Linked DNA regions of Homo sapiens: region 1 is linked to region 2. The links are chromatin loops, found by intact Hi-C in ENCODE. Cell type or tissue: GM12878. All regions are shown on one strand. Links, peaks and the distances in the headings refer to the core of each region. The heading gives the core; the rest is flanking DNA.

Region 1 (2,914 bases), core at 291-2,790, 59 kb after region 2:
TTGGAGAGCCAGTTATTAAACAATTAGCAGCATACCAGAGGAATTCATATTTCTTCCTACCCTTTCTGCTCCAGCATCATTCATCTCTCCTCTCTACAGGTTATCTAAGGATACACACACACACACACGTCTGAAAAGAAAAATGAACATTCCTCCCACTAACAACCTTTTCCCCATTTCTTCATTGGCAAATTTATTGAAAATGTTCCATCTATGCTTAATTTCCAACACTTTCTTATCATCCACTCATCAACTGATCCATGTCACAAATATTTAAGCAGCTGTTATCGGCCAGACACTGTGACAGGAGCTGGCAACACATCTATGAGACACCCTGGCATGAACCTGCCCTAACCAAGTTCATAGTCACATGGCAGCCTAGCTTCTGTCCCACCTTAAACATCTCCAGTGATCTCTGTACTCCTTTAGCCTCCATTTAAAAAATTCACGATTTCCCCAATTGTTTCACCTTCTTTCCCTCCATGGCCCTCAACAAAAATGTCCAGATTTTCTCAGTGTTTTAACCCTTTATTCCTCTTCCCTTTTCCTTGGGAATTTCATGCATTATTATGATTTTATTCTCTCCCCAACCCCCAGAAAATCTATTACTCCCCTAATTTTTCCACTTAGTAACTAATGCCACCATCCACCCACCTGGTTAAGCCAGAAACTTGGAAATCCTTGTTTCCTTCCTTTCCCTCTCCCCATCATCACAAACATTAATTAGCGAGTCCTATTGGGTCTGTATCAGAAATGTATCTCAAATCCACCTCATCTCTTCATTGCAGTTTCCATGACTCTCAGCTAAGACCCCCTTTCCCTCACTCAGCTTGTGTGAAAGCCTCCTAACCCTTTTCCCTCCTTCATGATTGCCCCCAACAGCCTGCACCACGAAGAGGCCAGAGGGAACGTTTTTAAAAGAAATGTTATCATAACTGTCTATACACACACACACACACACACACACACACACACAAACTCCAGTATCTTCCCATTCCCCTCAGAATAAAATCCAAACCTGCTTCCACAGCCAGCACAGCCCTTCACCTGTGCCCTGCCCCCTCCTTGCCCTCACCCCTTCTCCTCCCAATTTGCTATGATCCTCAAGCCTGGAACCCTCTGCCAGATCCCTGCACATCTTCACTGGCAATTCACCTCATTCAGGAGGATTTGGAAGCCTTCCCTGGCCAACCAACCCAAATGCCCCCAGGCTAAGCCATCACTCTCCATCACACCCTGCCTAACTCTCTTCTGAGCACTCACATTGTTCAGTCAGTGTTGATTATTTATTGTCTACCTTCCTCTACTAGAAGAAAAGCTACACAAGAGCAAGGACCTTGTCTTTCTTATTTACCAGGACACTCCTGGTGCCTAGAACATGCCTGGCACTTGTCAGCCCCTCAACAGATATTTATTGATGAATGAACAAAAGAATGAATGAATGGGGCAAGATAAAAAAACAAACATAGGCAAAGGCAAGAATAACTGGAAACAAAGACTGCAGAAAGAGGGAGTTTTAAGGGACTACACAGAAGAGTAACAACAGCAATCTGAAGTGGTAAAGTGCTAATCTTATGAATGGAATTTCCATATGTTAAACTAATTGAGAGGTCATTAGGCTAAGGTGACTCTGGCACCCTGCATCCCTACATCAGCAGAGAAACTCAACTCAGTGTAAATGGTAAAATGAAACCAAGCTTAACCACTAACTAACCTCTAACTAGGGACTTTCCACTGGAATGATCCACATAGGGCTACTACTCCCCTTTAACCAATCAAATATTTCCTTTGCTCTGTTTCTGCGTTTGCCCTATAAAAGCTTCCCCACACCCTGTCCCAGCAGGGGAGCCCCAAAGCACTGGCAGTCTGGAGCTGCCCAATTCATTATTCACTGTCTGCTCAAATAAACTCTTTAGCTTTTTAATGTGCCTCAGTTTATCTTTTAACATATATCTGTTATATTCTGACTTGTCTGTGGCCTGAAACATTTTAGAGACAGCCTAATTTAGGGAGCAACACCTGTGCTGATAAATCCATGCTAATTTTCACAGCTAGGTCAAAATATCACAAAAAAGGAAGAAAATAAAGACAGTCATGTGCTGTAAAGATTTTCATACATCTTCAAAAACATTTCAGAAAGGAAGAGTCCTCTGGGTTTCCTCCCATATTTGGACTGTAATAAATTCAGATCAAACACAAAGAGCAGAGAGAGAGAGGCAGGAGAAGGGGAGGGAGAACGTTCTCCTCCCCCAGGAAACGTAGGGCGCCCATCTTCTGATGCCTGAGGCTGCAGGGACCCACACCCCATCACAGGCAGGCAGCAGGGCTTCCACTTGCTTCCTCTAACTACTCCTTTCTTATCCATTAGAATATAGGGAAGGAAGGGAGGGAAATAGGGACAGGAAGAAGGGGGTAAGGAGGGAAGCATGAAGAGAGGGAGGTCACAGTGTGCTGACTCAGTGCTTCACTTCCCCAGGCATCCCAGGCTGCACTAGGTGATGCTGGACATTGAAAACATGCAGGGACCAAGAAACCCAGCCCAGTACCTCATCATGGACCACACAGCTCGTGGGGACACTGGGAATCCACTGCTCTTGGGTTCTGGTGGCAGTGGAGAGTGGCAGCCACCCCAAGCTCCTTTGTGAGGGAACCGCTGCTGCTTCCCATTCTCCCGGTGAGGATGGCCTGGCAGTGAGGAGGGCTGGGGGCTCCCGGGCTGCTGTGGGCTGCGTGGACAGAGGGCCCCATTGCTCCTGTTGTGCATGGAATTGAGGGAAAACAAAGTCAACCAGAATGACAAGGCTTACAACAACCGATAGCAGTAAACTGCCCCACCCACAAGTCTTGCTTCCTGGAAACAACCATTCTCAAGTCTTTAGCCCTTGTGTTTCTGATATTTACTGCCATATTATTA
Region 2 (2,914 bases), core at 221-2,720:
AGATAATGAAATAAATGGAACTCAGTTCAAATACCTTTTGAAACCAATCCCTGCTATAATATAATTTGCAAAAGTAACTACATCACACAAAAAAACTGACTCATCCCAGAGCCTTTTGGAGAATTTGCTGTAAAATATGGTAGAAGGGCTTGGTAGTAAATTCAGTGAACTAGAGTAACAGACTCAGAGGAAGAAACTGCGGCAATCAGTGCATCCTTTGTTTTAAACATATTGCTTTCCTTATGAGATGAGACGGAAGGAAAATGTGCTATTCGCATCTGAAAACAGGCTAAACCAAGCACTAGGCAATATGTGAGATGGGAATCTCAATTTATTTACAATCTCAATTACTAAGGCATATTGCTTTAGCACCTTATATATGAAGTGTGACAATAAAGTAATGAGATCAGTTTTTTTGTTTGGTTCATAAACTGGGACTAATGCAAATGGAAATTCCAAAATAAGAGTTCCTAAACAATGTGGAGAATTTGCAAAATGAATGGAGTAAGTTTATAAATGAGATTATCCATTTCAAAAGATCTAACACTCATTTTTATATGTAAATTTATTAACTATAGTCATAGCACTTGATCTTCACAGCTCATATAGACAAATATATTAATTTGGTGACAGAATTAAACATTGACAAATATTTGTGTTTTCCCTATTCTTTGTGTTTCACAAAAAACTTAAAATACAAATATACATTTTGTTTTAAGACATTTTGGGAAAATATTTGTTACCCCTTAATATCAGCATTCAGTAATTGATTTAAGAAGAAAACTCTAAGGTTTGGGTTCTTTTTAGTGATGAAACTGCCTTTGCAAAAATTATAACTGAGGAAATTACGACAGTAAAAGAGATCAGACATAACCAACTCCATCTTGCTTCTAACTTTTAAGCTGTCCTTGTTCATTCCTGAGTGTCAGCCCAACTAACTTTGGGAAGGAATTCAGTTCATAGTTTGACTCTGAAACAAAATTGAGAATAGCCCTTTCCCAAAAAGATCCCCTTCTTGCCTGGGACCAGTCTGCCTTTGTAGGACTAACAGATCAGCTACAAGATTAGAAATTATGGTTTAGGAGTCATGCAGCCTTTGCTGCAAGAGTCTGAACCTCCCCAAATTGCTCCTGGGAATAACATCACTATTGTAAAACCTAAGCTCAGTGCTTGAGATATTTTGCACTTGATGCACCAGCTGACACCACCCAGACCAGCAATCTGGCTCAACCAGTTCTGAGATCCCACCCAAGAACAGAAGACAGCAAGAGAAATTCACTTCGACTTCCTGTGGTTCCATCTCCAACCCAACTAATCAGCACTCCCCACTTCGCAAGCCCCTACCCGCCAGATTATCCTTAAAAACTCAGGTCCCCAAAAGGGAGACTGATTTGAATAATAATAAAACTGGTTTCCCACACAGCTGGCTCTGTGTGAATTACTCTCCCTCCATTGAAATTCCCCTGTCTTGATAAATCAGCTCTGTCTAGGCAGCAGGCAAGGTGAAACCCGTTGGGTGGTTACAGTGACTGTCAAACTGACCATTACCGGAAGCCAAAACTGAGGAAACAATTCTCAATCACTCAGATCTTAGAATAGATGGAGAAACTTCTCAGGATGTTTCATAAGACATGATGAGGAAGTCATACGGTAACAACTCATACACCCAAAAGTAGGAAAAAAAAAAAAAAAAAACCTACTTCCCACAATGGTGTACTGGAGGTCTGAGAGAGGACACAAGTGAGTGTGCTGTACAAATAGAACTGTGTTGGAAGGAAAAACATGAAATTCGGGATTATTTAGTCAACACTAAGAGGCTCCAATGGAGCTACTGCTGTGTCCAGAGGGTCGCACATCACCTCTGTAAAAGGCATTATAGAAGACCTTAACAAATCGAAGAAAAAAGCTATGAACAGATAGGAATGTTCTCTTTGTAGAGACTAGACAAGTGTAATTAATAATAAAAGCACTCTCAGCTCATGAGCACATTGTGATATAAATGAATGACCTCAGTAGACATTGTCATTACTCTCAACAAAGAATGTTCAAATTATTACCAATGTTTTCAGTGTGCTTGTGTCTTTATTCCCCACTGATAACATTACAAGAATATGCTTTGGCTTTCCAAACAATACAATTTATTCTCTTTAATAATTCTTCTTTTTCCTCCCTTTCACATAATCATACCACTTTATTCTCATTGCTTCCCATCAACATCATCTTTATTTCGCTTTTCTTCTCAATTCTTCTTATAATCTTTCTCTCCTCTATTGTTTGTTCTATGCCATGCTTGGTTAGGAAAAAATAATACACAATTGTGCTCTGAGGGCCAACGAAATGAATTAAGTTCACCTGAAAGCTTCAAAGGACACAGTCAATATCATCAGTCATTAGTCAAAATGAGATACCACTTCCCACGCACTAGAGTGGCCATAATCAAAGAGGTAGACAATAAGGAGTACTGGTGAAAATGTGGGGAAACTGGAACCTTTATACATTACTGGTAGGATATGTCAACTGGTACAAGCAGTTTGGAAGAGTTCAGCAAAAATTAAAACATTCCTTTACTATATAAAGTGGCAATTCCTTCCTTGGTATTCATCTTTCCAAGAATATAAAAATAAATATCCACACAAACACTTATATGTGAATGTATAGAGTATTATTCACGACAGCCCCAAATGAAAACCATCCAAATGTCCACTTACAGGTGAATGGATAAACAAAACATTTATAAACAAAATACAAGTGAACACGATTCAGCAATAAAAATAGAAGAAAGTAGTAATACATGTTATAACATAGATAAACCTTAAAAACATCATACTACATTAAAGAAGCCTGACACAAAATAACACGTTTTATTATTATATTTATATGTAATGTCTAGAAAAGGCGAATCTACAAAAACAGA

Evidence for each region. A loop is a pair of places that touch in the nucleus more often than their neighbours do. Peaks named below come from ENCODE experiments on the same cell type or tissue, not always from the same donor. Only the 100,000 strongest peaks of a DNase experiment are listed, where the experiment ranks them.
Region 1: a loop joins it to region 2, with 3 times the contacts of the local background. A loop is called at or near these places in 2 of 110 quality-filtered maps.

What each region holds. Positions count from the first base shown.
Region 1 is chr12:29,749,120-29,752,033 of GRCh38, forward strand. TMTC1 (transmembrane O-mannosyltransferase targeting cadherins 1) reads right to left here. Exons shown (of 18, transcript NM_001193451.2): 5 at 2,547-2,753. Among named protein-coding and RNA genes, the nearest start is that of TMTC1, 33 kb to the right of the region's middle. In GM12878, for the core only: no CTCF peak of the experiment used is centred there; a DNase peak (open chromatin) is centred at 1,682; H3K4me3 peaks cover 414 bases.
Region 2 is chr12:29,690,044-29,692,957 of GRCh38, forward strand. The region is part of intron 5 of TMTC1 (transmembrane O-mannosyltransferase targeting cadherins 1); the gene reads right to left. Among named protein-coding and RNA genes, the nearest start is that of TMTC1, 92 kb to the right of the region's middle. In GM12878, for the core only: no CTCF peak of the experiment used is centred there; DNase peaks (open chromatin) are centred at 1,548 and 2,348.